Regions from separate parts of the Homo sapiens genome. Here region 2 is linked to region 1. The links are chromatin loops, found by intact Hi-C in ENCODE. Cell type or tissue: heart left ventricle. All regions are shown on one strand. Links, peaks and the distances in the headings refer to the core of each region. The heading gives the core; the rest is flanking DNA.

Region 1 (16,392 bases), core at 7,156-9,655:
CTTCTTGTAAATGCCATACTAATATATAAGAATCCCTACCTTGGATAACATGTGTATTGTAGGCCAGGCACCTGCACCTCACTGTGATCACATGCATTTTCTCTGCACAAGAACCCTGTACAGTAGGTCTTACCATTATCCCCTCTTTACAGATGAAGTAAGTGGGTGTACAGCAGTCAATAACTGCTGGATCTCACGCAGCTGGGTGAGGCAGTTTGAATCCAAGCCTGACTGAGAGGCTGGGCTCTCCCCACTGCCCAAGGCTGCCTAAGGTCCTCAAACAATGCCAGTTCCCTCACCAGCCCTTCACTTGGCCACCTGAGCTGTCCTAATCCTGCTAACAGCAAGTTGGCTCTAAGCCACCTTCTCCTGGTTTGCTCACCACCCACTTAAGATTCCCCTCATTCCACCTTTTATCACAACCCCCACACTGAAAATCACCCTTTCCATTTTGGTTTTAGAATGACACTTGGTCATCTTCAACTATAACCAATGGCTGAGAGATTTAGAGGCCACATCTGAGCACTGAGAATAACCTCTTGCTGGGGTTTCGTAGTAGAGAAAAGAATGAACCAGGGAGCAGTTTCCTTTCTTCACATAGCCCCAAGGAAGACTTTTTCTGGGAAGCTGAGTTACTTCCTCTCTGCCTTGTGATCAGCTCCTGTGGAAGTGATAGGTCTTTAACTAGCTAGTCTTCTGGCAAGTCAGTTCAGCACAGAGCCCCGCAGGCATACTTCTCAGCTGCAGAGGCCTTGTTCCCACTTAATTTGTAAGCAGATGTGAGCTGAAATAGTAGGAAAGGCCTGTCACTGCCCTGAGGCCCAGTCCAGAGATCCCAGTGAATGAGAGGTCCCCATGGCTTCCTCACTGCCAAGTAGGGTGCAAGGATTGGGCAGGTGGCCCCCAATATACCCCTGGAAGCAGAGATGTGGTAGGCTGGGATGCCTTTCCAATGGTTATCCTGATGTGGCCCCATGGACAGAACATAGGTTTTAGAGCCAGACAGACATGGCATCCAATTCTAGCTTTACTACTTATTCTGGAAGAATAGGTCACCTAATCTTTCAGAACTTCAATTTCTCCATCTGTAAAATGGGGATAAAATAGCTTATTGAGTTGTTATAAAGATGCATTATAATATATGCAAAGAACCTGAAATGCACCTGACACTTGGAAACCTTTATAAATGGTCACTATGGTTACTGCTAAGAGGCAGGCTCAGGCTGGAACCATCTCCCGTATGACATCTCCAACCATGTCGGATGTCAGTTTGTCTGAGGAGCCACTGTGGCTGCAGCAGGCAGCTCTGCATTAGAAAGACACAGCTGGGCACAACGCTGAAATATGTTAGATTTCAACAACCGTAACCACCCTCTCTCACTTCAAAACCTCATTCATGTTTGCTAAATATTATAATTTTATATTATGAATAAGTATAATATAACATTTTCTCTAGATTCTGGTTGTCTCTTGTATAATGATGTTTGCCAAGGAAGACAGAGAAATGAAGAGGAAAGATACCGGAATTGCTTTCTTTTAAATGAAAGTGGGGCCACATAGTGATATATACACATCCTAGCTTACAGCATAGCCAGACTGGTTAGACTCTAAGGAAACTAGAATTCCCCTTCCAGCACCACTGGCATTTGCCCATGCAGCATGAGCACTGTCACATTCCTAAAGGCATCTCTTTGGCTAGTGCAAACCCTTTTGCCTGGGAGGACTGCTTTGCTGTAAGATAACTCCTCATCCAGCCTTAGCCATGGGCCTACAACAGTTACTAGACCACTGTCCAGGTGACAGTGCTATTGTGTTCTGCCCTTCCAAGGAGCAGCCTGTCATGCAATAAACATCTATCAAGACTTCTTGTGTGCCCAGCAGATATCCCAGGGCACCTGCCTTGTGAAAAGGCCAAAGATTGCAAAGAGATGGGCTGTGCAATGGTGAAACCATCTGAAGACTTCTCAGGCCTTCTTCCACAAACTGTTTGGTGAGGGAGGTGGTTACCTAATTATTGTTCTTTGTGGGCCCTTTGAGCAGCCCACTGTTGGACTTGACAGCAGAACTTAGTCCCGAGGTACCTCCATCTATTTGCTGCCGTTGTAGAGACCAGGTCACACTGCATGGAATAGAAAAACCTTATTCAGTCCAACAGATGTTTGCTGAGCTCCCTACTATAGAAGGGAAAGATCATGAGAGGAGGAGAAGACAAAGAGAGATTGATTGATGGAAACAAATACAGTTTGATAGGAGAAATACGGCCAAGTGTTTGATAGATCAGTAGGGTGACTGTAGTTCACAATTACCTATTGTATATTTCAAACTAGCTAGAAGAAAATAACTCAAATGTTTCTAGCCCAGAGAAAAATATTTAAGGTGATGGATATTTCAATTATACTGACTTGATCTTTACAAATTAAGTGAATGTATTAAATTATCACATGTACCCTGAAAATCTGTATAGCTATTTTGTATCAATTAAAACTGTTATTTTCAAGAACACAATTAAGAAAAACAAAAAAAAGGAAAGATCATAGTTTTGGGCCCAAACGAACTTAGCTCCAGCCTTGACTGCAGGTGTGATTTTACGTTAGTCACCTTACTTCTCTCTCACTTCCCCATCACTGGGTTTAGTAAGAGCCTGACAAAACCCCACAGGCATGTTGTAGGAATACAACAAGAAAATGTGTGTAAAGCTTTTGTAGTGCCTAGCTCTTAGTAAGGGCTCAACAAAAATAGTTTTCATTTTTTTTTTTTTTTTTTTGAGACGGAGTCTCGCTCTGTCGCCCAGGCTGGAGTGCAGTGGCGGGATCTCGGCTCGCTGCAAGCTCTGCCTCCCGGGTTCACGCCATTCTCCTGCCTCAGCCTCCCAAGTAGCTGGGACTACAGGCGCCCGCCACTACGCCCGGCTAATTTTTTGTATTTTTAGTAGAGACGGGGTTTCACCGTTTTAGCCGGGATGGTCTCGATCTCCTGACCTCGTGATCCGCCCGCCTCGGCCTCCCAAAGTGCTGGGATTACAGGCGTGAGCCACCGCGCCCGGCCATAGTTTTCATTTTTAACGAAACTGGAATCTACACAGTATTCACACATCAGGAAGGTGAGTCAGCCACTTTAACTTAAGCAGCATCCTGAAATATGACAAGAAATGTACTTGTTTTATTACTCTTCTAGGACATCCTTATGCATATGTCCCCAGCACCAGAGTGTAGCCTGGGAGACAGGAGTGGTGCTTGAGTCTCTGCATGCCCTGAAGGTGATGGGACCTTGACGGTGTTGGCCCAATGCCACACTGGCATCTGCTGTTGCTTGTGTTTGCCAGCATGCAAAGTTGACCTCCTGACCTGTGCAATTTTTCAGGCTGGTAAAGAATAAAGACCATGTCCCATCATTGCTTTTTTTTTTTTTTTTTTTTGGAGACAGAGTCTTGCTCTGTCACCCAGGCTGGAGTGCAGTGGCATTATCTCGGCTCACTGCAACCTCCACCTCCTGGGTTCAAGCCATTCTCTTGCCTCAGCCTCCAGAGTAGCTGGGACTACAGGTGTGTGGCACCACGCCCAGCTAATTTTTGTATTTTTAGTACAGACGGGTTTTCACTATGGTGGCCAGGCTGGTCTTGAACTCCTGACCTCAAGTGATCCACCCGCCTCGGCCTCCCAAGGTGGCTAGGATTATAGGCATGAGCCACCGCGCCCACCCCCATCATTGCTTCTTATTTTCATGATTTCATGCCAAAAGTTATTGAGTCCCGTAAGTTTTGCCTATTGTCTGGTCTTACCAGTACTTTTATCTAAAGCTTTTTTGGTCTCTTGTATCCTTCTTGCCGGTTTCTCCCAGAAGCTCTCCTCCGAGTGGAAACCAGAGATCAGGCTCCCGTCTGGCAGTGACCACGTCATGCTGAAGTCCCTGGACTGGAATGCTGAGTATGAGGTCTACGTGGTGGCTGAGAACCAGCAAGGAAAATCCAAGGCGGCTCATTTTGTGTTCAGGACCTCGGCCCAGCCCACAGCCATCCCAGGTATGGCTGCCTCTGCTTTCTGTTTGTTTCCGCTTTGAATTAATGCACAAGTGCTGCACCTCCTAATGCGCCTGAACAACCCTGACAACTTGCTTGCTTACAGCCATCCTCATGATTGGTTGCCCATGCAAAGCTTAGTTTTGCCTTGTACCTATCTGTGCAGTGGGGTGAGATGTACTGGACCCCCAGGAAGGCTTGGCCAAGCATCCTGGAGAAAAGGTCCTGTCCCATTTGGCCTTGAAGGACTGATGCCAATCAGTCCATTGGACCCCTCAGATGGGAAATGCCCCAGCTCCAGCCTAGCCTTGGAAGTTGGTTGAGTAAGGATCCTTTTTTGAGACCTTATCTGCCATCTGCCACATCATACTTGGACCACATAACTGTTTCTAAGCACTTCCTATCTGATGCTTGCTTTATGAGCACAGCCATGGTCCAAATCTCTTCTCTGTGGTGACCCTAAGAGAAGGAAGAGATGATGCCCATTTACTTACAAACCCTATCTACCAAAGGCCTCTCAATGGAAACAGATTAAATTGAACCACTTGTAATAGAACAAGTGGAGAAAATAGATGCTGGAAAGCACCATCAATGAAAGCAATCCGGTCTGCTAGAGACTGTGATGGCAGCAGTTCTCCTAGGAGATACAGATCTGTCTCCAGGGATCCAAGACCTAACCTTGCTGGTCTCCTTTTTGGCCAAATCCCTCAGAGAAGAAGGAGCTCTTCAACTGATCACTCTGCTTTTCCAGACCAGCCAAATGCCAACCCCAGGCAGGAGAGGTGGGCATAGAACATACAGCTGCAGCCTGTTGGGGGGCCCCATAGACCCTGCCATGTTCAAGTGTGGTGGGAAGACGGCCTTGGGCAGCCCCCCTCATGCCTGCCCTGTCTTCAGTGCTTGCCCGGCTCTTGGCTCGGTGGTCATGATTCCTCCTCCCAGGAGGAGACAGGCCAGAGGGCTGTGGCCTGCCTATGATGCAGGGATGTATGTGCAAAAATGGGCTAGGAGAGCAGCAACAAAACGGGATCAGTGTGTGGTTCCCAGTGGTTGTTTGTACATGGATGTGTGTGTCTGGGAGACGTGTGCTGGACCTCCAGTGAGTTGGCAGGTGAGTTTTACACTGTAGGTCAGAAGCATCAATTGGTCCACCCTGCATTGACAGGAAGGCTCCCCAGTGCTTGCTGGGGTGGGTGTTTCTCCACAGTCGCTGGTCAGATGGTCGGTGCAGAAGGCAAGGCACGTGGGCAAGGCTGCAGGAAATGTCCTCATTATACCTTAACAGGATGTTCAAATGGAGGTTCTCCTTGCTTTTCCTCTGCCCCTTCTTTCTCTCCATTCTTTGGTCCATTCCTTTACAATCGACAGCTTGGAGTGAATGTCCAGATCTGTCTGGCCTTCATGGGACACTTAGGAGGTGAGATCAGGTGAGGCTTGAGTAAGCCCTTTGCAGCAAGACAGATTCCTTATGGCAATTGCTCCCTGGGGTGAGACTCACTGGGTAGGCTGTTTGGACCTGCTGTGTTCACATGCTGGGTACTCCTAGCAGCACTGGCTTCTGTGGTTTTTGTGTCAGAGACCGAAATTCTGGGTAGACCTTGTCCTCCAGAGTTGTGCCTGCTGGAGATATCAGAATCCTTCTTGTGAATCGCCCAGGTGCCCACTTAAGCCAGAGAGGGCTGGGGGATTGCTCACCTCACCGGTGACGGCTCTGTGGCTCTCCTGCACAGATCTGAGAAGGTGGTGGCTGTGTTCTCGGTTAGACTTTCCTGGCCATTGAATTGGGATCCGAGAATAAAACCTCTCTGAATTACAAGTTGGACATTTGTGGTTGAATTCTGTGGTCAGCAAGCAGGGTAGAAGGTGAAGCGGGGTACAGAATGAGACTTCCTTTAACAGCACTGTGGTGTGGGACTTGTGCCATAGGAAGAAAAGCCTGCTTCATCTCTGACAAGGCCATCCCCAATCCCTAAGCACAGTGTGCTGACTCATAGTGCAGCGATCCAATGCATCTCCACCACTATGGGTAAAACACGCTAGACACTAGAAGACAATACACTTGCTGGCTGTATCTAAGAGGCTTCACCTTAGTGAAAGGTAACACTCTCCTAATCAAACTCTTGTATTTTAGCGTGGAGGCTTCTGTTCTCTCACTTTAATTTCATTTGCTCGCTGATCCCTAGCCCCCAAATTAACCCTGCTGTGCTGCTTCTGGCATTGCTGAGCTTCTGAACTGGCCTTATGGTATTGATACTGCACTGAACCCTCTCTAACCTTTGTCAATTTAATTTACTAAGTTGAATTAACCTTTGATTCTGTGTTTTCTATAGTTGACCTAATTTTTTTTCTTTTTATCTATTTTTTTCTCTGTTTCTGTCTCTACCTTCCCTTTCCTTCTGTCCCCCTCCCCTTCCTGTGTCTGTCGTCACACTTGTCACCTTGGACGTCACTGGGACATCCCCACTGCCACATTTGTTTTTAAACAACCACATTATCTCTGGGGACCCATTGCTTGACACCTGCAGCAACCTTGGGAGGCAATTCTGCATCCTACACCTTTGTCTCATTGCTTTTCTCTGCAGTGACTCTTCTTTTGCTCTGTTAGGAACTTGAACACAAAAATTAAATTTGCTTAAAAGCCCAGTTCCTATGAAAAAGATCAGTGCCCCCTTTGGAAGAACCTGGCAGGACCACCATGGCCACAGCTGCTGAGCAACCATTCTGTGTGGAAGAGAAGGTTTTGTGATTGGAAAAAGCTTTACCTCCAGACATGTCACCACTCACAGATACTTTTGTGCCACTTCATAAGGAGTTTGCCCCCTTTTTAATGGCAGTAAAAAGAATTTGAGAGCTCTTTCTTTAAATGCTATTTTTAAAAACCATCATGCTAGATTTACAGAGAAGTTTCTGCATATCTGCTACTTGTTGCATTTTGGGTTCAAACCTAAATATGATGTAGCAGAGGAAGAATTCTAAGTACCTTCTAAAGCTTGTGTCAGATTGTTAAAATCACCACACATTCCCCTCATTCTAACTCTGTGCTCCTTGTCCTCCCTTCAATAATAATTGGCTTTGCTTGCAATTAAGCATTTAAGTGCCCATGTTAAAAGAGCCAGACCGCACTGATTCACATGAGCGTTTTGCTGACATGATGGGCAACTGAAGTCACCCCTGTTGCCCATGCACTGGAAAAAAAGTTGAATTTGTTGGATATTTTCTGGGGCTGATGAACGTTCTGGGATGTGCTTTCAGTCCTCGTATTACGGCCAGCACCTTACACTGTCTCTGTGAACGGGGCCAAGCCATGATGTGCCAACAAGTGTCAGCTTTGAAAGGTGTTTGTCTCCCAATCGGGGTGACTCCCCTGCTGCCTGGCAGCATGTCGCAGATCAGCACAGAGTGGGGCCGTGGTTCAGCAGTGACCCACAGAATGGCTTTGAGCATCAGTCTACAGGACAGGTTGGAAGCATCCACTGTGAACCAGGCATTAGTCCCCTACCTGGCCTGTGTGTGCTCAGTAGAGAAGGAGAGGGACAGGCCACTCCCAGACTGCCCAGCCCAGGAGGGTTAATAAATTGGGGCCGAGCCAACCTGTCAGTGCTTCCTGAATGCCCCAGCCTCTGTATTGGTGCGTTGGTTCAGTGACATTTTCTAAACTCTCCTGAAAATCCAGCTGCTCCTCCCTGCTGCTTGGGAGTTCACCCAGGAGAGGAAATGGGTGTGTTTTGTTAAGGTCCCTTGTGGAGACTCAGGGCTGAATCCTGCTTGGTAATATCAGTGTGTGTGCTTGGGGATGGACCTTCTACTGAATAAAAACTCCCTCCCTCCCCCCATTGTGGTCACATATCATTCTACATATCTCATCTCTGAGCATCTCCATGGAAGCTTGATTTTTGTTCTTTTTGGTTTCTTTATGTATTTTTTTCTGTTGTTATTATTTTTTAATGTTCAAAGACTAGCCTTTCCCTTTGGGATTCCAAATGATCCCATGCTGTGGTCTGAGGGGCAAAGCCACCTATGTTGGCGCTCGCCATTAATCCCCAGCGCTCAGTTTAGAGGCTCACGTGCAGACATCAGAGGCTCCATGCTGCACAGTAGCTCAGGCAGGGTAGTGCCTCTCAACCCAGCCACAAAACTCTCCCCGCTGGAGTCCCAGATGGCGCTTCACACCAGGGCAGTGGAGGCAGGCATGGTTTTTGGGCACAGGGCAGAGCATAAGGATCCCAGGTCAGTGTGGGAGAGCTACTGGCTCTTAGGATCACCTTGGGCAGAAGTCACACGGCTTCATCCTAGGAGGGCCCAGCTTGGGAGTCTGCCTCCCCCTGATCCCAGGACCACCCACAGGAGAGGGGCAGTGTCCATCTTTCTGAAGGGACCCTTTGGAGATCTCGTCCTAAGTGTGGAGAGGACTGACGTGGCCCTGTCATCTCAACACATCCCAGGGTCAGGCAGGCCTCAGCTGAAACAATGTCAGGGTCCTCAAGGGTCCCATTTAGACAGACCCACGGCTTGTAACAGTGCGCTCCTCAGGAGGCAGCACTAGCGCATACCCACTCCCCACGGACACTGAGTTCCTGGTGACAGCTGCAGCCCCAGCCCCGCCAGGAGTCCTGGAGACAGCAGCCCTCAGAGACCCTGCAGGAGTGAGTGCACCCCACCTTGCTCAGCCACACCCCACTCCCCTGTGCCCTGTAGTTGTGCTGCCCATGCTCCACACACCATGGGGCCCCTTTGCTCATTTTTGGACTATTTATACAGCAGGTTTGGATCATGTTTTTCTACTAATAAGAATGCTAACATTGTTGTGTAGATAATCAGTGAGGGCTTTATGAAGTTTACACCTTTGCATTATTAAAGGAAATAACAGTTCATGTGAACTCACCAGCGTGGCTTGATTTTATTCAATAGTTGTGTCTGACAAAGCAGCAAAGACCCTTTCCCTCCGCCTCTCATGTACCTGGATAGACTATTACCTAGAGAAATAGTAGCCTGGTGAATGAAATACTTTTTCTTCCTAACGGGGAGCAATCTCTTTTTCCCAGGCATCCTAAGAGCTGTTAAGAGGCATTGCTGCCTTGGAGTCCCCAGCAGGCAGTGGGAGGGGAAAATGCCTTTGCAGAACTGGGGAGGTGGTCACTATGGGGATGGGGCCACACTCTGAGCCAACAGATGCACAACTCTGTGGCAAGGTCACCTGATGACACAGCAGCCTTTATACTATCCCTAACAGAGGCTGCACAGAGTGAGCTTGTGGAGAGGGAATCTGAGAGAAGATTCTCTTTGCAAACTGTATTCTATTCATAATCACACTTAACTCAGACGCATCCTGCAAGCCCCTGAGACCAGCCATCTGTTTAGCTGATTCGAAGGAGCAAGCAGACATGTAAAGGGCTTATGAGTGAACCAGAACCCCAGCTCAACAGTTCCAAGAGTCTGACCATCTTCTGGGAGTCTTGGGGGTGAAAAGGGCATTTCTGCTGCACCAGGGTCTCATGGCACAAGGACTCAGGCCCATCTGGATATTTATAAAATGTGAGACCCATGTTCCTATATTAAGGCATACAAAAATAGGCATCTGTGGGTCTCATTCTTGGAGCAAGCCAGTTCCCTCTTTAGTGCCAACCCCTCCCAAGCCAGGAATCACAGAAGATGGACAGCTCCACCTTCATAATCTCCCTGTCCTGGGCAGCTCTGACCTCGAGGTTATGGGGAAACTCTTCCCCAGAAGCCTTCTTTGCATCCAAGGTGCACAGGTGAGTTAGTCAAGGGAGGGCTGAGGGAAGACCATAGCAAAGACAGACCCATGGAGGTTTATATTTTTCCTTTTATGAAATATTACACAAGAGGCAGGAGATGGCCTTTGTTCTTCTAGTTATCTTGGACTAAACAATTCTGTGATAGCCACTGAGAGGGAATGGGTGTTGGCTTTCGCCTTCAATACCCTGCTGCCCATTTCACAGCCTGTCCCTTCTTCACAGCCTCTTTTTTGTAAAAGCCACAAACATTCTCTTCCTAGCTTAAAGAGCATCTCACCTGCTTGAGGAGTTTAGACTCAGTGTTGGCATACAGTATGGTCGCTTTTCCTTTGGGGCATACTCTTTGTTTTCTCTTGATCCACTCAATACCTTAGGTCAAGTTTGTTTTCAGGGTCACTGGGTGAGACAGCACAGTGCACCCTGGGGTGGCAAATCATGGGATCACGTGCTCCTCTTTGTAATGCAGGGGAGGGAAGACCTAGGAGCGTGGTCCTCATAAGAATCACCTGGGCTGCTTGTTCAACTCCTGTTTCCTGAGCCTCATACCCAGTGATTCAGATCCCATAAAAGTGGGGAGCCCCAGATTCTGAATTGTTAACAAACACCCTAGGAATTTGCTACAGGTGGAGATATATTGAGTTTAAAGGTATTTGTCATGCAAAAATAAAATCACAAGGATCAGTGATTAAATATGGGACCTACCGAGCATTTTGGTCTTCCAGGAAAAAGTCTTTCTCAGTCCACACTCTGGAGACTGGCATTAGGGAACCTGTACCGTGTGCCAGGCAGTGTAGAATGTATGACTTGGAATGACAGGCTCTTGTGGTTGAAGAGACACTCTCCACCCATGCTCCTGCCCAGTGTGGGAGCCTCATCCACAGCCTTACAGCGTCCCTGCCAAGGGGTCTTCTGGCCTCTGCTCGAGTGCCTTCAGCATCAAGGAACTCACCTCTCAGAGCAGCCCACACTATGTTGGATTCGCCCTGTTTATTAGTCCTTTCTCAGATGGAGCTAAAATCTGCCACCACCATAATTTCCACACATTGGTGCCATATACAGTAAGACTACTTCTTCCTTCTGGTTATAACACCTTTAAATATTTGGAAATAGTATTCTCGTCTCCAGACTAAACACTCATCCATTTGTGCAACAAGTATTCTTTGAACATTTTCTGTGAATCAGGATTGTCCTAGATGCTGGGGAGATACAAGAGAGACAGGCAGGGTACCTGCTGGGATGTCCTAGGGGGGATGGCTAGATCATAAGCATGTAAATGAACAGAAAGTGGCAGATAGTAGTTAGAAGAGAATAAAACAGGCTAGCAGCATGGTAGGTATTGGCTGGAGGTGCCACACTAGATAAGAGATCAGATAAGGCTTCTCTGAGAAGGTGACACTGGGACTGAGGCCTGCAGGACAACAGAGAGCCACCCTGGAGGGAGTGTTCCAGGCACAGAATCATCAAGGCCCTAAAGCGGGTTGAGCTGGATGTGTTCAGCAGGCAGAAGGGAGGCTGCCGGTTCACGCCATGAGGCCCAACAGAGGAGTGGGCAGAGTCTGCAGCAGATGGTGGGCCTTTTAGGCCGGGAGAAAGACTTTGAATTTTATATTCAAATGAAAGGGGAGGCCGCTGCCCTACTTGTTTATGCCACAGTTCAGAAGCCTTTTCCCTGCCTGGCCCTCCCCTGGATGTGCGCAGTGCCAGTGCCGCCCTCCAGCTGGGTCTGATGAGCACAGAGCAGTTGTCCCAGCTGCTGTCCTCTCAAGCACATAGAGCAGCTTTGCAGGAGTTTATTTTTCCTCTTTAGAGATATGATTAGTTTCACAAAATCATATTTACACATAAACCTCAGAAGATATAATTAGTGCCATTGAGTCCAAAAATCCAGACATATTCCCCACTGTCATCAAAAAAATACTTTCAGATCTTTCTTCAGGGAGTAGGCACTTTACACCTATCGGGTACTGATGTCCGGAAGCTGCAGTGGCCTGGAGCCCTGTGTCATGGAATGGAGAGAAAACCCAAGGCTAAAGTTTCTTCCCTGTTCAGGGAAACAGCTATGGGATCCTGAAGACCAAGAAGGCCTGTGTCTCCTTTGCTTTTTGGGTGGAATGTGTGAGGACTCTGGGGAAGTGGATGGTTTTGTTCTTATGAGACTAACCAGAAATACCTCTGCATTCATGGCTGCTAAGAAAATGACCCATTCTAGCTGACGGCTAAGGCCAGTGGCCAGCTTCCTGCTGCCAAAGCCCAGAGACAGGTGTCCAGAGCTGGGTTCTCCAAGCAGAGTTCTTCGCCATCTCAAGCCTTCCTGGGGGAATGCGCTAGGATCTTCAGTGCGAGGTCAGCAGGGACCAGCCAGAGAGCCTGAGGAGGAAGGGCTGGGAGGCAAGCCAAGGTCCCAAAGGGACTAAAAACATGTACGAGCTGCACCCAGGGGTCTCAGGAGTCATTTGTGAGGGATCCTCTCTGGCATGCTAGGCTGATGGCCCATTCCCCAAACTGAAGTTTGAAATATGGACCAGTGGAGAGGGACAGCCACCAGAGAAGCACTAGAGTGCCTGGACAGAGACCCCTGGGGCACACAGAGCCATCAATACCACCACCCTCCCGCAAATACAGGCTGCATGAAAAACAAAAAATGTGTGGCCCAGCTCTGGTGCTGGTTACTCAGTTACATGTTCCCTCCACTATCTATCTGGCATGTTACATGGCTCGCAAGCTGCTGAGCCTGGCCTGGTGCTTGGCAAAGCCTAGCGAGCTGGGTTGGGAGTGGGGTGGCTGGTGGGGTGAGCCCCAGGTAGTGCTGGCTACAGTTCCCATCTTCAGTCTGCAGTCCTGGGTGGCTTCAGTTGGCCCTGAGAGCACAGGAAGCTTTAGACATAGTCTACTGGTGGGGCAGGGCTGCCAGTTATGGAAGCAGGTTGTTCTGGAGGAAAGATGAATTAGAAGTGCCCATATTTCAGTCGAGGGTGATTGTTCCCACATCGACTTAATGGCAGAGCTCCACATGGGTCCTTGCTTCCTGCATCATGACCACTGTCTCCCAGACACTGATGGGAACCACCAAGAGGTCAATTGGTCCATCCCAGGCAACTAGTGTCAATCGTAACCATGGGTTGATCTCCCAGGGGCCCCAGAGAGCTGAGTCCAGGTCTCTCTGTGAAACCATCAATAGCCAAAGACCCTGGGGGGATTGCAGATGGGCACCAGGGAAGTAAGACACAGGCTGAGTCTTTCACAGTGAGTCCAGCCAGAACCAGGGTGCCAGGTGCTAGAATGTGAGAGTGCATGCCTGTCTGCATGGGCATTTATCCTGCGTGTGAGTGTGCCTGTGTGTGTGTGCACCTCTGAGTGAGTCTGCACTCACTTCAGGTTTTCCTGAAGTCTGGTCCAAGCAGGCCTGAGCTCCTAGATGGTGAGTATTCCCAGACCTTTCACCTTGCCCATGGCCTGGGGAGGCCTCCATGTCTCTGGAGTCACCCAGGCTTCACTTGTCTTCCTGGGGTGCAGTGAGGAGGGTAAACTATGAACCCAGTGTGCTCTAATGCAGGGCTCCTTTGGGGTCATTCCTAAAGAGGGAAAGAGGAAGTGGAGAAGTATAATGGGGATGCTATTGTGATGGACAACCCAACAAGCCCCAAGAAAGCCCCAGGAACCCTCCACCACCCCATTTTGGGCCCCTATCCCTGAGCACTTGAGGAGCCACAGCCCCGCCTGAAATCAGTGATCACTGCCTGCCTGTGCTGCAAAGCCTTTTGCCCTGGTCCAGGGGAAACACAGCAGCGCCCTCCAACTGCCTCATTATCCGGTGTTCTCAGACAGGCGGGGCTCAGTCTGCTCCCAGGACTCACGGGAGGCCAGCTGACCAGGCTCACCCCTGTTCCCCAATCTGTGAGATGATGTTGTCATCCCTCCCTCTGGAAGGTATAGAAAGACCCTGTTTTCTCAATTCTGGGGCATAGAAGGTCCCCAGGAAGGTGTCACTCTGGGCATGAATGCCATGACTCTGTCCTCTGGGCCCTCCCCACCCGCAGGGGCTTTTGCTGGCAGGGTCTGGAGGTCTCGCATCTCAGTCTGTTAACCACCAGCCATCTCTCTCCCACTCAAGCCAACGGCAGCCCCACCTCAGGCCTGAGCACCGGGGCCATCGTGGGCATCCTCATCGTCATCTTCGTCCTGCTCCTGGTGGTTGTGGACATCACCTGCTACTTCCTGAACAAGTGTGGCCTGTTCATGTGCATTGCGGTCAACCTGTGTGGAAAAGCCGGGCCCGGGGCCAAGGGCAAGGACATGGAGGAGGGCAAGGCCGCCTTCTCGTGAGTGCAGACCTGTCCACCTTGCTGAGGTTTGGGCTCTGCTCCAGCCCAGGGACCCAGCAGCTGCACCACCCTGCGCCATCAGCTGGTGCCTTTCCTTTCATTGCACGTTCTCCATTTGGAACCCTGATGGGGGAAAAACATTAGAGAAAAGTTTCTCAAAGCATGGTCTTTGGGGGTTACCTGTTTGAAATGTAGACTCTTGAGCCCAATCCCAGATCTCTTGTATTAGAATCTCCCCAGAGTGTGAAAATCCCTGTGTAGGTCAAAATGAGGGAAATTGTCAGAACTAAACCTGGGGAGGAGCTGCCATGGGGTAGGGCAGCATTAGAGGGACACACTTACCTTGCTTTCGTACATTGTTTATTCATTCATTCATCCATCACTCAACAAATATTTATCAAGCAGCTGCTGCAGGCAAGGCACTGTTCCCAGGCACATAGGTACAACAGGGAACAAACAGATAGAAATTCTTGTCCTTATGGAGCTGATGATCCAGATACTGTCCCTCCAACAGCATCTTGGAGAAACAGATCCTAAGCCAGTTAGCAAGAGCCTTCGAAGACTGTCACTGGGTGGAGCAGAGCTGGAGCAAGCCAGAAAGGGACTGAGCAAGGAAATAAGTTGTTTAGCACCACCACATGCCAGGCACTGTATATGCATATACATGTATGTGCATGTACTTAGAAATGTATGTATAGGGGTGACTCACGCCTGTAATCCCAGCACTTTGGGAGGCCGAGATGGATGGATCATTTGAGGTCAGGAGTTGGAGACCAGCCTGGCTAACATGGCGAAGCCCCGCCTCTACTAAAAATACAAAAATTAGCCAGGCGTGGTGGCATGCTCCTGTAATCCCAGCTATTCAGGAGGCTGAGGCTGGAGAATCGCTTGAACCCAGGAGGCGGAGGTTGCAACGAACCAAGATCACGCCACTGCACTCCAGCCTGGGCGACATAGAGAGACTCTGTCTCAAAAAAAAAAAAAAAAAAAAAAAAAAAGAAAAGGAAAGGAAAAGAAATGTATGTATACCTGTGTACAGAGACAGATGTATGTATTTGAGCAATGATCTGTGTCAGGCACTGTGTTTAGCACTTCCCATGCATCCTTTCATTGAATTCTCATAACTAGGCAAAGTAACAGTGTTTTTGCCTCATTTTACAGATGAAGGGACTGAGGCAGGGTGATTAAATCTGAAGCTCAAGGTCACACAGCTAGCAAGGGTTGGGCTGAGACTTATACATTTGAATCTGTTGGCTCTGGATGCCCACCGTGCCAGCCTTGGGTTGAGTCATAGCTGCTCTTCCGTGGGAGCCCCTCCCTGCAGCTGCCCTAGGGTCTAACCAGCAGTACTGTCTCCACAGGAAAGATGAGTCCAAGGAGCCCATCGTGGAGGTTCGAACGGAGGAGGAGAGGACCCCAAACCATGATGGAGGGAAACACACAGAGCCCAACGAGACCACGCCACTGACGGAGCCCGAGTACGTGGGCTGGGAGGGGCTGGCACCTGCTCCGTAGAGACCCCCACACCCACCTCCCCACCCTACCCCCACCTCCCGTGCCCCTACCCACAGCTCCCGGCCAAACAGTTCAGGCCAGGATTCCAAACCCTTGGCCACAAGACCTGCTTGGCTGAGAAATGCCTGACCTCAGGCATTTCTGGTTCTATTTCGGTGGCTGTGGGTACCCTTAGAAGGCTCCTGTATAAGTAGGGATCCCTGGATCCCTAGCCCCTGTTCTCAAGTTATACACATATTCTGGAAATGGCTTAAGGTGGCAAAATCTCACTGAAAGGCTTAGCAGAGTCTGCTTAGGATTTCTTGAAATTCTAGGGTTTTGTGTTTTCCCCCTGAAAGGATAAGGGAAGCTGGGGACCTGGTAAAGTTCTCTGCCCCTCCTCTGTTCAGAAACCTCGGGGACCCACGGAGCCCCAGACCAGTTGTGGTTGTAATGCCTGCCTAGCTGTCAAGGATCTTATGGGCTTAAAGGGAATGGAGTTTCAGGGAACCACAAAATCTGTGACTGGAAGAACCCACAGCTCCTATGAGCCATTCTGAGTACTCGTGATCTGCCTTATTCGTGACTTTTCCCATCGGTGCCCTGGGGAGCCCTGCAGGACAGCTGGGCCCAGTTCCTCTGGGACCTGGGAAGCCTAGAGCAGGTGGATGCTGAACAGAAGCCTGCCCCTCCTTGAATGGAGATCCAGGGCAGGGATCAGGAAGCCCTAGGCAGGTCTGCAAGGACTTCAGGGAAAGGGAGCTCTATGCAGAGAGCTGGAGAGACATCAGCAGGGAAGGGCTAG
Region 2 (16,392 bases), core at 5,433-7,932, 450 kb before region 1:
CTCACCCCAGGTTCTGTCTCTGGGGGTTTCCGTGTCTGATCCTCAAGTACCACGGGATGAAACTAATCAGGGGCTCTGGAATTACTCAAAGAGCTGGGAGCCCATGGTGCAACCTGGAGCTTCTACCAAAGCCTCCCTGCACCTCGTCAGGGAAACCAGGAGGCCACCCAGCTGAGGCCCTCTTGGAGTGGCAAAATGGGGCAAGGGCATCTTTCCTGCTGGCTCCATTCCCTGAGCCCCTTCCATGGCATCCGGAGCCCAGATTGTCTCCTCCTTCTGCTTCTGTGAGTCCCTGGACAGCACCTGGCTCGTAGGGAATGACCCTTCATGGATACTCACAAGAGACTTGTTGAAAGAGTAAATGAAAGCGGAAAGGAACTGACAACTCATTCACAGTAAGTAAAGTGCTGCCACTTCCTCAGGACTCTGGGTTTACAGAGACTCAAAGGAATGAGTCTCTACTGGTGGGATGTCAGCAACTTGGGAGAATAGCTAAATAGGGTTTTTTGTCTTAAGGGCAGTGCGTGAAATCAGATGGCTAGAGCCTACATCACCTATGTGACACTGGTCCTGATGAAAACTCCCCCTCTCTCATTGCGCTGGGTAGGAGAAGTCCCTCTGGAAGGGTGTTCTTCAAGGCTGGTAGAAAAACCTGCACTGAGCAGTGCCCGCTGTGGGAGGAGAGGGAGCAGGCCTTTCCCCACTCCTTGCCAGGGGCATCGCCAAGGTGTGTGCACCAGGAAGCCCATACCACCACTCATACCCACTCCCCCCTGGCCAGTGAGACCCCCCCATGAGAACCCCTGTTACAGGGAGGCTGTGATCCAGACAGGAGGGAAGAGTCTAACAGTTCTGCTTTTATCACTAATGTGGTGAGATCTTACATCGCCAACAGGAAGGCCTCCCAGAGGGCTCTGCTCTTCTGATCCCACTGAAGAGTCCTCCCTGCTCCTCTCAGCCCCATGGTTTATATCTCTGGAAATCTCCTGGTTGGCCTGATATTGATTTGGCTTCGAAAAGGAGTCAGTAAGAAATACACACACCACAGGTCTGAAATAGAATCTGTCCTTTGCAGTTGCAGCAAATACTCCCCAAAAGCTGGGTCTGTTTTCAATACAGCTACCCTAGGTGGGGCCCAGGGCCCCAGAGCTGCATGCTGTAGCCAGCCTTTGCCTTATAAGACCATGGGGGCCCAGTTCCAGTGGGCAGCTTCTACAGACACGGTGTTCTACAGACAGGATAAATATTTGTGTTATATTCACACACACAGCTTGGAGCCTGAGCCAGCTTTATGGCCAGGCCTGGGGAGACCAGAGGCTGAGCTGCACCAGCTAACACAAATGTGCTTTCCTGGTGGCATTACAAGAAAGCAATTTGGGCTTGGGGATGAAGAGAGAGTTATTCGGCCTGGATGGGTGGGCCCTGAACCCATAGATCCCTCCAGTCCAGCTTTCCCTCCCTAATGGATTGACCCCCACCATGCCTAAGACAGCATATGCTGAACCACCTCCTGCCCCCATGAATTGTTTCATCCCCGAGTAGATGTTGGAGCCTCAGAGGGCCTGAAGGTTATCTTGTCCAGATGTACTTAGTGGGGCTGGAGAGTTGGAGTATTTGCCTACCATCACCCAGCCAGTCGCGTCTGCTTCCCTGGGTCCCTCCCCATTTATGTATGTATGTATGTATGTATGTATGTATGTATGTATGTATGTATGTATGTATGTACAGTGTTTCCCTCTGTCTCCCAGGCTGGAGTGCAGTGGTGCAATCCCACTCACTGCAATGTCCGCCTCCTGGACTCAGCCTCCCCAGTAGCTGGAACTACAGGTGCACGCGCCACCACACCTGGCTAATTTTTGTATTTTGTGTAGAGACGGGGTTTTGCCATGTTGCCTAGGCTGGTCACAAACAATCCTGGGCCCAAACAATCCACCTAACTTAGCCTCCCAAAGTGCTGGGATTACAGGCATGAGCCACTGCACCTGGCCCCCATTTTAAATCTATAAAGAAAGTCCTCTTTTTCTAAACTTCAGGAGGTTTTCCAAACCACAGTGGTATTTTTTTGTTGTTGTTTGTTTGTTTTTTCCCTCAACATCTCTGGGAGGCATCAGACCTCTAGATCCAGAGAAATGTCCTGCCTGGGGCAGAAGGGCAAAGCTGGCTACATTTTTTATCTACATCTCTCATTCCTTGTTCTGTATTCCCTACGTACACTTTCATGTTTCCCACTCATTCCCCTAGAAAGAAATGGACTTTTACTAAGGACCTAACATAAGCCAAGTTGTTTTCAATTTACAGCAACTCTATGAGGTGAGAGTTATTTTTCCCAAAGCAACTGTAACTAGTGTGTTGAATAAACAAGACCCATGAGACATATTCAAAAATTTTTTTATTTTGTTTGCCATTGCCCTTTAAATATATTCAGAGCTTGTTCAGTCCCTTGAAACTGGGTAAAATCTCCAATTTTTCTGCTCACTCTTAGAGAATATAGGTCATTTTAAATCAACAATATATTTTAAATCAATAATTAAAAGTGTCTAGTTCAATATAATAGTCAACACATTGATCTTTATACAAAGATATATTAATCAGGATGTTATAGGTCTAGCTGTACTAACAAAGAAGCCAAAAAGGTCTGTAATTAATGCACACATTTTATTATACTTCTCACTCATCCAGAGCCCACTATAGGTCAGGAGACTCTTGTAGGCAGCTGTCCTCCATGTGATGACTCAGGGATTCAGGCCAGTTTGATCTTGTGGTTCCATTACCAACACATGCCTTCATGCTCCTGGGCAACAGAGACAAAGAAAGCCTAGAGGCTTACAGGGCCCTTGCTGTGCCTTAGTCTGGATACGACACACAGCACTTCCAATCTCATTTCCGTCCACAGAACCAATCATATTTCCCACCCAACCTCAGCAGGGCTGGGTAGTATGAAGGAAGAAACATGAGGAGAAATTGGCGAACACAGGACATTTTCTCTGCCACTAAAGACAACCCTTATCCTGATGCCCCAGCTGCAGTTAGCACAGACAGGCCCCTACTACAGAGTAAAGGGGATGGCATCAGCTTCTTCTTGCTTTCTCAGACACCTCCCTTCTGCTCAACTGTTTCTGATCTCTCTGGAGTTGGAGCCTTGGGAGGGAGAAGAGGTTAAAAGAACAGGTAAGTTTTCTCTTGATAGGTATTGCAGTAAAACGACTTCAAGAGCTCTGGGCCTGGCAGGTATCTAAAGTTGTCTTGCCTCTCATGACACTCTCATGGCTTGTCAGAGGCCCTGCTGGAAAACTAACAGCATTTCCCACGACCCTGACTCGGTATTGCCTTCCTGTTGGTCACCCCCCTTTCAATGCCTCGGTTTTCTGACAGTCTACTCCACATGGGTTCTCTCTGTTGGATTTCCACTGCGATCCTTCTGGATTTAGGTCAGTTCTCTCTCCCACCGGTGCCTATATGGTCCATAAAAAGCACTCCTGCCTCTTTTGTTCTGACAAATCCCAGGAGTATAGGCCAGTGTCAATTCAGCAGCAGCTTTCCTTAACTTCTCAACTGAAGCAGCTGGTCTGCCAAGCCCTCCTGCCTTCGAGGTTTCATGGGCAGGAGTCCAGCACCAGCCTTCTGGGTCCTCCTAACTGCAGGGAATAATGTCAAGCTGCCTAAGTGGTGTATCCTCTTGCCTTGAGGTGAAGGGAAAGTACTTCCACCCTCTGTCTTATGGGGCTGGAAGCTCTAGGCATGGCTCATTTCAGAGGCATACTTTCTGTTAAATTCTCTCTTCGCTTCCAACAAATTGGCAATGTATGATTTCCACATTGTGGGCGAGGGATTTTGAGAATTGTGATTATGGATTTCTAGGTAATACTTTTGTAAATTCTGCGTGTGGTCTAGTGTACTTCATTCAATTTAACACTGTGTAATACAAGTGACAGACACCCAACCCAACTCAACTTTGTTTAAGCAAAATGGAGGATTTGTTATAAAGGACATTGGAATGTCTCCTGGAACCTGAGAGCATGATTTCAATGGGGGCTTAGGAATTGCTATAACCAAGTTCCCACATTCCCTCAGGACTCCCTCCACATCTCATGTTAGTGCTTGTTTCCTAGCCTCTGTTGCATTTTTTCTCCCTGAGAGTGAACTCACGTCCCTCACTTCTCTGTTCCCATCATTGGAAATATGGCTACTGGCAGCTCCCAAAATATATATCTTCTAGTTCAGCCACAAGAGACTTTCCACTCTCAGGCCTAAGACCAAAAATCCTCCAGAAGTGGGCACTGTGTTGTGTGCCTGTAGTCCCAGCTACTCAGGAGGCTGGAGCAGGAGGATTGCTTGAGCCCAAGAGTTTGACTCTAGCCTGGGCAACGTAGCAAGACCCTATCTCTAAATAAATAAATAAATAAATAAATATCCTGAGGAAAGGGACACATGGGTTCCACTTGGTTTTGGAGCTCTCAGCTAGCCCAATCAGCTTGATTTGTGGTGAGAACTCCTTGTGACATGGCAGCTCCCCTGCAACCCTGGATGGTGTGGGAGCTGGGAAATTCCAGAAGATAGCAGGTGTATGTTGACCCTGGCGCTTTTCCAGTTGTTCAGTCATTTGGACTTGTGTTAGTGTGTCTGATGTTTCATTCTAACTTTAGTAGCATTAGAGGGTGGAGGCAGGTTCTGGTTTGTGCAAAAGCCCACACAACTGGGGCCAGCCATCTAGAGAAGACCTCTCTTCTTGCCTCTTCTAGTAATAAGGATTTCCTTTCTACCAGTCATAAAGCATTTAGTTCCTACTGCCTTGAATTATGAGATGCCTGCCCAAGAGTCTTACCTTCCAAACAATGTTGCAATGTTGCAAATATCTAACTTCTGAGGCTATACTTGTGTCACTTTTATATACCCTAAATCATCCCAAGCACTGCCTTGATATAACATCAATTCATTGTATTTATAGAATGCATGAACAAATAAATGAATGATTCCAGAGGACATTTTCCCTCTCTGTGAACCTATTGAAAACTCACCTGAGAATGACTAAAGGAAAAACATTCATGGATCTTGGATAGAATTTCTTGCTTCCCTCTCAGAAAATCTGAGTTTCATACACAAAATAAAGTAAAAGTTTAAAATAACATCTAGCATGTTTTACACATAGAATATGTTCAACAAATATTTGCTGGTTGGCTCAGATACACTAAGGACACTGCTCCATATTGTTCCTGCTTCATCTCCATGTCTTGGCCCAAAGCCTTCCACTACCCCATCTGCCCAGCTGACCTATACCTGCTGCAGTCACTCAGGTACTGGAATTTTCCCAGAAGGGCATCACCAGAGCTATTTGCTAAATGGACTCCACTCCTCCATTTTGTTTTCAAAGGAGTTAGAGTTCAGAAAGAAGTTTCTCAAAGCAAGGGAAATGGAATGCTGAAACAAGAGATGGAGAGTAACTAAAATCATCTTGATTCTAGTCTTGCTTATCCTAACCATCTGCAGAGAAAAGGCAGACAGAGGTTGAGTACCAGATACATCACTAGAAAGATGGAGCCAAGAGAAGTCTAGGGAGAAGGTCACAGGGAGGAATCTGATGAGGCAGAACCTTATTCCCAACCAGACATTTGAAGGAAGCCAAAACCTGGGAAACCATATCATTATTTAAAAATCCCATTAAGGCTCTATATGGGGGAGATAGAGGTGATGCTTGCTAATTTCAGGAAGTAACTGAGTAGTTTTAAGTACCCAAAATTAATTGATGGTTTTAAGGAAGAAATAGAGTGTAGGTAAGGCTGAGTCATAAACCCATCGTTGGGGAAGAGGAAGACTATTAATTCTCATGATTCCTCATACCACAGGACAGAAAAGTAATAGTTCAAGTTGTGTATGATGAAATCTAATGCTGTGGCATAATTTTTTCTCATCGATTGGTTCCCAGCCCATCTCCCGTGATTTATAGGAATAACGGGGAGGAAGTGCTCACTGCAGTATGGCCAGGGCTGGGGAGGTTTATGTGCAATACTGGTTTCCAGAGTTAATAGATTTTCAATTATGGCCTACTGAATAGTGTTATGTTCCTGGAGGCAGCAAGCCTGAAACTGAGCCACTACCAGCTCACCAGACCCCATCCACCACTCCAAACCAAGCATCTGGGTGGGATGGAAGAAGTTCCTACCCTGGTCAGTATGCTGGGACATGTCTGCCTGGAGAGTGTCTAAGTTCCCTCCTTCATCAATAAAAACCCAATGGCCCTGAAATATTCCTACATCCCTGCAGCTGAAAAACTGAAAAAGACATGATTCATGGAACCAGGATTACACCCATTCTACCCAATGAAATGTGGTAGCCTAGCGGAGATTTGCTCTAAGAAGCATAGTCTAGAGTTGGAAACAGGCAGTCTTACAGGAGCCAAGACTCTAAACTGGAAGGTGGCAAGCAAAAAAAGCTCAGGGTCTGAAGCCAGGAGAACAAGAAGATGTCAAAGAGTGGCAAAAAACCTCCCTAAAGCAGGAACCACAACCCCTTCTTAGTCATTGTTGTGTCCTATGCACCTGGCACATTGTTTTACACAAAGGGGCATTCAGGTATTTACTGAATGAATGAGCCAAACAAGCCTGTGGAGTCTGTTACCAGGATCACAAAGACATTTACTGTTCAAATATTTCTATGCTCCTCCACCTCCCTAAACCCCTTTGAGTAAAGTGTGGCCATTGACCAGTACAGGTCAATGGACTGTGAGTAGAGCAATGCAGTACACTTAAGAATTAATGCAGGACCCTCCAGCATCTCTTCCCCTGCAGTAGTGATCGTGGAAGTCTCATATTTCAGATGATACAGTACAAGATGTGAGGACTTTTATCAGCTTAGGTTCTTTGATGGCTACATGGAGCAGAGTATCTTCCTCCCCTCCTGACCAGTCTGGGATGGGTAATGGGAGTGAGAAATAAACTTAAGTACTGTGTTAAGCCTTCATGATTTCCTTAGCCAACACTGAATAAATGAAACAATCTACATTTACCAATTGTCTTAGCTCAGGCTGCTATAAAAAATTACCATAGACTAGATGGCTTACACTTTTATTTCTGACAGTTCTGGAGGTTGAGAATTCCAAGAGCAAGTTGCCAGCAGATTTGGTGTCTTGTGGGGGCCCTTTTCCTGGACTGCGAATCACTGTGTGCTCACATGGGCTTTCCTTGGTGCTGGGCTTGTAGAAAGAGGAATATCTGGCCTCTCTTCCTCTTCTTATGAGGACACTAATCCTATCAGTGTCCCACCCTCATGATCTTATTTGAACCTAATTACTTTTCAAAGGTTGCATCGCCTAATATCATCACCTATGGGCTTAAGGCTTCAACATAAGAATATGGCAGGGGGTGGGGATACAAACATTCTATAACACCAGTTTAATCCAGTGATTTCCATCCAACCCTCCTTTCATACCCTCTTGCAAAAAGGTCTCTTTCTTTGGAAGTTATGTGAGCTGGTTCACCATCCTTTAACTCTTTCACTCATCTTTGTCACCATTACCCTCCAGCTTAGTTTTCATTCCTCTCACTCATTCTGTATTTTATTAGTTGGCTCCAAAATTTCTTTTGCTCCTCAGCTTCTGTCATCACATTTCACATCTATGCAAACTATTTTGAGCCCTAGCATTGGCATTCCTTGACATTATCAACTCCAACAACATGTATCCACATTAGCAACAACCAATCCTATGGCCATATTCTGGGCCACATTATCTATAACTCTTCCAGCTTTGGAAATGCAAATTCCAATATACCAATTTTCTTCCCTTTCACTCCTACCATGCTGCTGTTAGACTTCACTTAGAGCTCCAATCCTTCAAGTTCAACCTATGACTCTGACTCCCCTAGTAGACCCTCATACTTTTCTCTACATTCTCCATCTTTATCATAGTGCATGACCCAGGAAGTTATGCAGAAGTCATTCATGAAAAATAAGTGAGCAAAGTGACTGTACACCTGCACACCTGGTGGATTTTTCCCTGTGGCCTCTTAAAAGTGTTGTTTGGTAAACTGCATTGCAGATTCCTCTCAAGAGCATCTGGACAGAGCTCAAAAGTTAGAATTCTAATACTGGGTCCATCACCAGTTACCTACACATAGTCTTGGACAAGTCCCCTGACTTTTCCCTGAACTTCAGCTTTCTTGTGTCTTTTTTGCTAAATTACTAATAAGGATCAAATAAAATCATGAATGTGAAAGTGTAAAAAACTCTATAGAAACATAAAAATCACTCCAATAATACTCATGGATTTCCTATTGTTTAGCATGTCAGATTCACATTCTTCTTTATGGAGGAAAAGCCAGGCAGATGTTGTAACAACCAAATGCCCCAAAAGCCAAAACTGAACGGTCAGGTTCCTAGATCAATAGAACCTGCTTCATTGCCTTACTCATTCCTTCACTTACCAAACATTCATTGATTTCCTGTTGTTTTCAACTACTTAATAAGGCACAGGCCTTGCCCTGATGCAGTTCAACCTTTTGATAGGAAAAGAAAAGGAAACAATAAATTGCAATCAGAGAGATAAGAGCAAAATAGAAGTATGTGCAGGATTCTGGGGATGGAGGAACCCCAGTTCTCTCTAGGAAGAGAGGGAAATAGAACACAGAACCCAGAACAATTTCACGCAGCAGGGTCTACGTTCTCGCCAGCTCTCCTGGGGACACAGCCATTCAGCCAGGATCTGGAGGAAACTGACACATGGGGAAAAAAATGGAACACAACCAGGAATTGAGCTTCTATCTGTAACTCTTCCTCCAGTTCCTTGCCTTGGCACTACCTGGACACAGCCCCAAAGGATTCAGGTATGTGTGCAATTATTTCTCTCAACAGTCCTACGAGGTACAAGGCTATCACTTGCCTCTGTGTGAATTCCAGACAGGCCGTCTGAGACCAAATCCTGCCTTATTCTCACCATGTCACACTGCCTATCACACCTGGGAAAGATGCAGGGTGGGAGCCTGAGGAGGGGATAAAGGCCTCCCCACACGCCTGTGATTGGCTTCAGAGCTTTGGGGCAGGGTTACTGTCCTGGTGACCAGTCTGCCTCCACCCAGAATCCTTCTTCTACCACTGACTCCCTGCAGTGCAGGCCAAACAGGTCTATACCTTATTATGCCAGATTCCTCAGCCCAATGCAATGGAAATTAAATGCTATCTGCACAGGAGCCCAGCAGAGACACTGCATTCCTGGCTAGCTAGGCAGGACTTGGGATGACAGGGAGAGCGGAAATTACTTCTCAGTGATGAGAGCCTGACAAAGCAATTGTGCCCTGAGAATTGGCTGTGCCGCAGAGAGACAGGCTGGCCTCCTAATCTCAAGAAGCTTGGGTCTTTGTCCCTGGATCCTGGGAGCCTCTGAGCTGCTCAACCATGGTTCAGCCTGGTGAACCTAGGGAGCACGTTCTCCCCACTTCCTCCTGGACAACAGATTTTAAGGAGGGTGCAGACCTAGCCATTTTGCTGCCACAAGGATCCAGAGCATATTTTGAACAACAGTTGCAGCATTTTTAGTAATCTGCAGATACAGATGAGGAGATTGGTGTCTGAAAGCTGATCTCCTTTGTCTTTACTCTTACCCTAGCCCCCTAGGTGGGTCTCTCTGTCTCTCTCTCTCTCTCTCGTGTGCACGTGCCTTTTTTTTTCCCCTCTCTCTCCCGCCCCATCTTCCTTACTCCCTAAGTGTGTGTGGTGGGAGTTGGGGAAGTTGGGGGAAGGCAGCAGGGGAGCACATATCCACGTGTAATTTTTGATATCGAAGTCAGCGTTTTCAATTACTTTCCACTAATTTCTCCCACTACCCTTTTCTACTTGTAACTATGGAAATGCATAATAAATGTCCATTTAGATGTGCAAGGGAAACAATTTTCAAAGTGAAAGATAATATATTTTCATGAGCCCCAAGTTCTCCTACTTCTTATACCTCATCCCTAGCCACTGGCTTGCTGGTGTACATGGGTGGCATTCATGGCTTAACATAAAGGAGGCCACATCATTGAAACTCATTGTGAACTCGCCATCTTGGGGCCCCCTCAGTGCATATGATCCTGTCTGTATGGGCTGAAAGAGGGATGTCCCTGACTGCACGTGGAGCACCAGATGCAATGGCTCTGGAATACCCAAGGAGATGACTTTCCAGAATTCAGAAAGATTTGAGACTCAGCAGGACACAGACTCCTTTCTCACCCCCAGGGAGAGGATGACCCAGGCAGAAAGCAATCATGCTGCAGTAGTGACCTCCACAAAGCTTAGAATCAGGAGGTCTATGCATCTGAATATTGTTGTTAATGGGCTATGCTTCTCAAAATAACATACGCCAGGTGGTAGGACATGCAGTTCCTAAAGCTATAACATGAATATGGTGAATTTTCCTCTGTGATCAATTTTACTAATTGACAACTGATTCAAAACATCATATTTATATAAAAACATTATGTAGGAGAATGCAAAATTCTTGAGAATTTTTACGGTAGTCCATGAGGTTAAAAGGAATTTATGCTTATAGCTGGCAGCTTCAGAGTGTACCCCAGGACTCTTGAGATACCCTTTCATTCTCCATTAGGAACATTTTACTAGGAAGTTTAAGAGGTCCTGCCCAGCAGTCCCCACCTCCTCTGGGTCTCATGCTGAGTATAATAGTTCATTTTTCCAAGAATCCTGTGGGGGAAGAAAGCCAATTTTTTCATCAACCCTCATAAGTTCTTAATTGGAATAGACCCCCTGTAACAAAACACAGATAAATGGAAGAAAACCAAAAAGGCATTTATTAATATATATATTTCACACATGCATGGGAGACACCCAGAGAATGAGTGGGTGTCCTTGAAGTCCAAGAAGTGTCTTTGAAGTTCAGCTTATATAGCATCTTCAACAAAGAACAGTAAATTTTTAGAGATGTGAAAAGACAAAGAAAAAGGACTTTGAGTCTCTAGGGGCAGCGACTTGTGGAAAGGCAAATAAATGGCAGATAAATGTTAGTTAGTAAAGCTTGTTAATGCAGATTCCTCTGGTGCTGTCTCCAGGTGGAATAAGGATCTAAAGTTGTCTTCAAAGTTTATCCTGTGTTCTCCTTGTTAGAAGTAGGGACAGGATACCTTTTGTCTTTGTAAATCTGTGTCCTGCTTTTAGGCAAATGGAGGGAGGGCAGAGAGCTTTCCTGCAGCTGCTTATTCTTAATTGCCTTCAGCTCAACAATCCTTATGCAAAAGAGGCATATTTTGGGGTGGCATATTCTGGTCTCCCACGATTCATTGGAACCATTTTTTAGCTTCTGCAAACTTAATTTTTGAGCCAGTTCTAAGGTGACTCAGGTTCAAAGCCTGCCCCTTGAGGATGCAGAAAACCAGTCTGACACCATCTGAGACCTGAAGCTGCCTTTTTCTAACCTCTAGTGACCCCCAAATCCTCTCAGACTCACTTCAATCAGCCCCCACTTCAAGGGCTGAGTTCTGAGAAGATGCAATTACCCCTAAACGTCCGAGTGTCACCCACTACATTGGGAAAACCCAATCATATTCATTTGAAGGGGCTGAGCATGGAGCCAAGAACAGGATCAATATTCATTTTCTTTCCACTGAAAAGAGATGACAAAGGAAGTTGTCCAACAGGGCAGCCTTTCAACTTGAGCAACACTAATTGATCAGTTATTTGGCAGATAGATCTGAATTCCCAGACCTGACTTCCTCCCTCATGACCTCCTTTGTCCTTCTTACTTCCCACACCTCTGGCAAATGAAACTGTGATTCTGCAGATACTTCCAATAGCACCTGGGCCTTCATTGAGGTTGAGTTGAGGATTCTGACTTTCAAGAGAGATGAAGTCCCCAGCACCTAGCTCTCTGAATCAGGGTCAAATATTGCTGAGGCAAAAAGTTCTCATGCCTGTCCCTTGCCCTATATATAGGACAGGGAGAAAAAGAACAACAAGAAGAGCCATCCTGCCTCCCATAAAAAACCTCAGGTAGGAAATCGATAGGTCAAAGCCTAACATGGCAGTAGCCACCCTTACTATTGAGGCAAGTCCTGGGCCTTCAAAAGCACGGTCCCTTCTCATTTATTTTGCAGAAAGCCAGGGGGTCTCCTTTTTGTCCCCAGGCAAAGCACAGGAGGGAGTTCAAAACATGCCACCCCAAAATATGCCCGTTTGGCATATGAGATATTTTGAGCTGAAGGCACTTGAGAAGCAGCAGATGCAGGAAGGGCTCGCTGACCTTCCCTTTCTACCTAAAAGCAGGTCATAAGATTTTCTACGAGAAAGGTGTCCTCCTTGTACCCACGTTGAGGCTTGGAAAGCAATATTGCAAAATGAAGGCCTCGGAAGTGAAAGTGTTTCTCTGACCTTCTCCTGCCCTCATCTCTCTCTCAGTCCCATTCCCCCCTGAGGCCAGCCATAAAAATGAGAATCCCTGTTCCCTGAGGGTTGTCTCAGAAACCAGAACTCCTTTTCCCCAAAGCCAGCAATATAACTTAAAAGTATTACTCTAATTTTCCTCTACCTTTCTATGTAAAAACTGGCCATGAAGAAATTATCCAATCTACTTTGTTTAACTGTAGGTCGTAAGATTCTACTCCAGAGGGAGACCTGTCCTACACCCAGGAGGAAGGAACGCATGCTCAGAGATGTCAAGAAGAATCTAGACAGACAGACCTTGCTGGATTTCCATACTCAATCTATTAGCATTAGATCAGACCCTTTTTGTCCAATCATATTTCTACATGGCTGTCCATACTTTGTTGAACCTAAACATAAAAATGGACAATTTCCCCTGCATCTTTGGATCTTCATTCTGCAGGCTCCCATGTGTACACGTTACATAGATTTGTATTTTTTTTCCCCCAATTAATCTGCCTTTTGTGAGGTGATTTTTCAGTAAACCTTCAGAGGGCCAACCCCTTGGCTCCTACATCAGATAGAGAATACTCTTACCCAGAGACTAGGAGTCAAATGCTGAAATGGATCTGTACAAACAAACCTACTAAAATAATCCTTCTCTTGCTTTAGTTTTCCCCCACATATTTCCTCATCATTTTCCCACAAATTACCACACTTAGAAATTTAACACCCTTTTTCTTTGTCTCATCACTTCTTCAAAAATTTATTAATCTTTGTTTAAAAAGGTACATAAACTCTTGGTCTTAACCACTTCTTCAGATCTTCATTTTTCCTATGAAGGCTCCCATGTACACACAAAAATATTAAATAAAATTCGTATGGTTTTATCTTGTTAGTCTATGTCAACTTAATTGTCAGGCCCAGCTGGCCACGGAACTTAAGAGGGCATAGGAAAAGTTATTCCTCTCCTACATACACCTGGACCCTTCTAAAACCAGATGTGAACACCCTGGTTTTCTCTGTTCCTTTTTGCACCTTAGAGGCTGAGATAGGCCTACAGCCCATACCCTGTGGTTGGTCAGACATGTGCTCAGGGATGCCAGGCCATCTCTCTCTTTTCCTCTCTCCCTGTGGGCCAGGGGAAGTGTGATTTGTTTCCCAGGATTCTGTTTCAGGATTTGGCCTATCTGGCTTTTGCCAGAGCTTGGCACTGCTATGATGTTTAGTAAAGTAGTTCATCTTTTCCCATTTGGTTACTGTTCTTTGTGCATATACCCCATCTGTCAGCTCCCTAGAGGGAAGGAAGGTGAGTGACACCCTGGACCCTAGCAATGATTGTCCCTAATGTGAGAACCTGGATAGAAATGCAAACAGCACACAATGCTTCCATATCCACACATTTGGTATTTGCTGCACAGCAGCTATGGCGAGGTTCATTTGGCTATTATTCCTGCTCATCAAATGAGGAATCTCAATGTTCAGAGACTTCAGGTCACCTGATGACAATCAAAACAGCTAGTTAGTGGCAAAGCAAGACTTGGATCCAGGTCTTGGGAGCAGGATATACAGTGGAAAGGATGCAGGCTTTGGAGTCAGGCAGACCAGGGTTGAGTCTCTGCTTCCCAGCTACCTGGCCTTCTGATTCACTCTGAGTGTGGGGCTTGGGGGCAGGCTGAGATGTGGGGGCAGGTGTCCCCCTGACCTAGTCCCTTGGCTTCTGAATGGCTTTTCATCCCCCTCTGCTGCTGCTACCCACAGTTCCCCACCCCATCCTTCCCACAAAGCCAGCCTCATTTCTACCCAAGAACCTTTCTCTCTGGATAAGACAATGAATTCAGGACCAGCCCAAGGGAGAGGAGCTTTAAAACAAGAATACCCATCTGGCCGCCAGGAAAGGATAAGAGCAGCATGGAAGAGATGATCTGGGATCATCCCCATCAGCCCCTCTGCAGGAGGGACCCCTCCCCACCCCCAGGGTCTCCATTGTTAAGCAAACAAAGTCCTTGGTGCTAGGGTAGGTTGCATGCAAATTGAATTAAGTCTCCATCTGTTAGTTTATTCATTTCAGAGTTGGGGTTTTTTTCTTTATTCCTTTTTTTTGGACTTCCCATGTTTCATACTTGCTAATGAGCCAATCAAATAGCATTAGGAACTGTGGGCAGGAGGTGGCTCTGCCCAGCCTGGAGCCCCCTTTGCACTCTCTGCCACCTCTGAGAGAAACCCCTCCCCCTCTCATCCTCTCTTTAGATTCCTGCTGCCTCAGCCCTCCTAGAAAAAGTGCCCAAGCTGTTGATTCAAAATAGATATTCATTTGCATGGAATTAGCATGTTGCTCATTTAATGTTCAATTCCACCCCCGTTCCACCATCCAAAGTCCGCAGTCCAGGATATGGTCAGGAGGTCTGGCTGAGTGCCCAGATATAAAGCTTGTGATTTAGGTGGATGTCTTTAGAGTGCAAATTCTCAGCAGCTGCCTCCAAGCTCTGCCCTCTGCTGCACTGAGGTCAGCCCTGTTATAGCAGAAGGAGACAGGTGGTTACCTTTGAAGTGGAGCCCTCTGTCCTCCACCAGGTTCTGTCACAGTGCTAGAAATGCCTGGCATCAGAGTTGCCCAGGAAAGTTTGGTTGAAGGGATGGGAGAGTAGACGGTGAGGACTCTGGATCACCTGTGAAAATAATGGCAGCAATAAAAACAATGGAAATAACAAAGGCTACCATTTATTAACCATCTGCCATATTCCATACATTGTTCATATTTAAGTTCTCACCCTTATCACAGCACTGAAAGGTAAATAGTATCATATCAGTCAGGACTCTCAGGTGCAAGTATGCAAAAGCATAATTCCAACAGGCTAACAGAAAAGGAGAGCGGGGTATTGACTCATGTAACTAAAAGCATCCAAATCCAGGGGACTTTTGGTGTCAAGTCCTTCTGGACTGAACTGAACAAATGATGTCATCAGGACATTGTCTCTTTCTCTCAGCTCTGCTTTCTCGTATTAGGAGTCACTCTGACAGCCTTCCTCAACTCAGTAGCTCTCAGCAGCTCCAGGACTAAGTCTTTCTGCATGATTTGAATCCAAGTCTTAGCCATGATTTCCATTGGCGTAGATTGGGTCACATGGTCACTCATGAACCCACTGCTTTACTGGGAGACACAGTGGCCTAATAGGGCCATGCCTGAGTCACATGTCCATCTCCAGAGAGAAAGGGTAGGCATTAATGCTTCCTCCTTTACAAAGCACCAGGCCTCCAGGCCAGTGGAGGGATTCTCAGCAGAAAACGGGGTTCCTGTTACAGAAGAAAGCAGAAGAAAGAGGAATAGATGCTGGGTAGCAAAAACAATAAATGTCCACTCCAGATATCATGCCTCTTTGTAGACAGGGAAAAACATGCTCAAAAGGGTAAGTTATTTATCTGGGGTCATATAGATAGTAAATGCAAATTGATATTTAAATTTAGGATTTATCATTTACAAAGCCACATGTTGATACACATGAAAGGCAGGGAAATACTGGGTAGAAGAGGGTGGTTCCTCGTCAAGGGACCCACCTTCAAGCCTGGAAACCCAAGGCCCTAAATGGGAACAGGCATTCCTGTTTTTGTGCCAAAATGTGGCATTTTAGCCCACCACACCACCCATCTTGTACCCATATAAACCCCAAACCCCAGGCTCCACAAGCAGATGAACAGAAGGGCAGAGTGGCAGGGCAGCAGAGAGGTGCAGCAGAGAAGGAGGGAAGAAAAAGAGTGTCTGAACATTGAGAGGAGCTCGGCTGGGGACGGTCAGAGAGGAGATAGCCATGGGATGGCCAAACTCCAGGGGAAGATCATCTTCCCACTCTATCCTCTTTCTAGCTCCCCATCCATCCTGCTGAGAGCCACCTCCATCCAGCAATAAAATCTTCCCCATTTATCATCCTTCAATTTGTCCATGTGGACTGATTCATCCTGGACACGAGACAAGAACCTGGGTACCAAGAGGGCACTGAGCTGGTTAACACTTAAGCCATCTGTGGAAGGCAACTGCTAAAAGAGCACTGTCACACACCC

What was found. Hi-C counts contacts between places; a loop is a spot of excess contacts. Peaks named below come from ENCODE experiments on the same cell type or tissue, not always from the same donor. Only the 100,000 strongest peaks of a DNase experiment are listed, where the experiment ranks them.
Region 2: it touches region 1 in a loop (2.3-fold over the local background); 2 of 110 quality-filtered maps call a loop at or near these places.

The regions. Positions count from the first base shown.
Region 1 is chr11:113,256,306-113,272,697 of GRCh38, forward strand. It overlaps NCAM1 (neural cell adhesion molecule 1), which reads left to right. Exons shown (of 20, transcript NM_181351.5): 17 at 3,841-4,018; 18 at 13,883-14,090; 19 at 15,455-15,571. It overlaps NCAM1-AS1 (NCAM1 antisense RNA 1), which reads right to left. Exons shown (of 3, transcript NR_034101.1): 2 at 13,899-14,216; 3 at 13,227-13,343. Among named protein-coding and RNA genes, the nearest start is that of NCAM1-AS1, 9.4 kb to the right of the region's middle. In heart left ventricle, for the core only: no CTCF peak of the experiment used is centred there; no DNase peak of the experiment used is centred there.
Region 2 is chr11:112,808,391-112,824,782 of GRCh38, forward strand. LOC105369498 (a long non-coding RNA gene) reads right to left here. Exons shown (of 4, transcript XR_948020.3): 4 at 12,895-15,005. Among named protein-coding and RNA genes, the nearest start is that of NCAM1, 140 kb to the right of the region's middle. RefSeq lists enhancers at 13,366-14,233, 14,234-15,099. In heart left ventricle, for the core only: no CTCF peak of the experiment used is centred there; no DNase peak of the experiment used is centred there.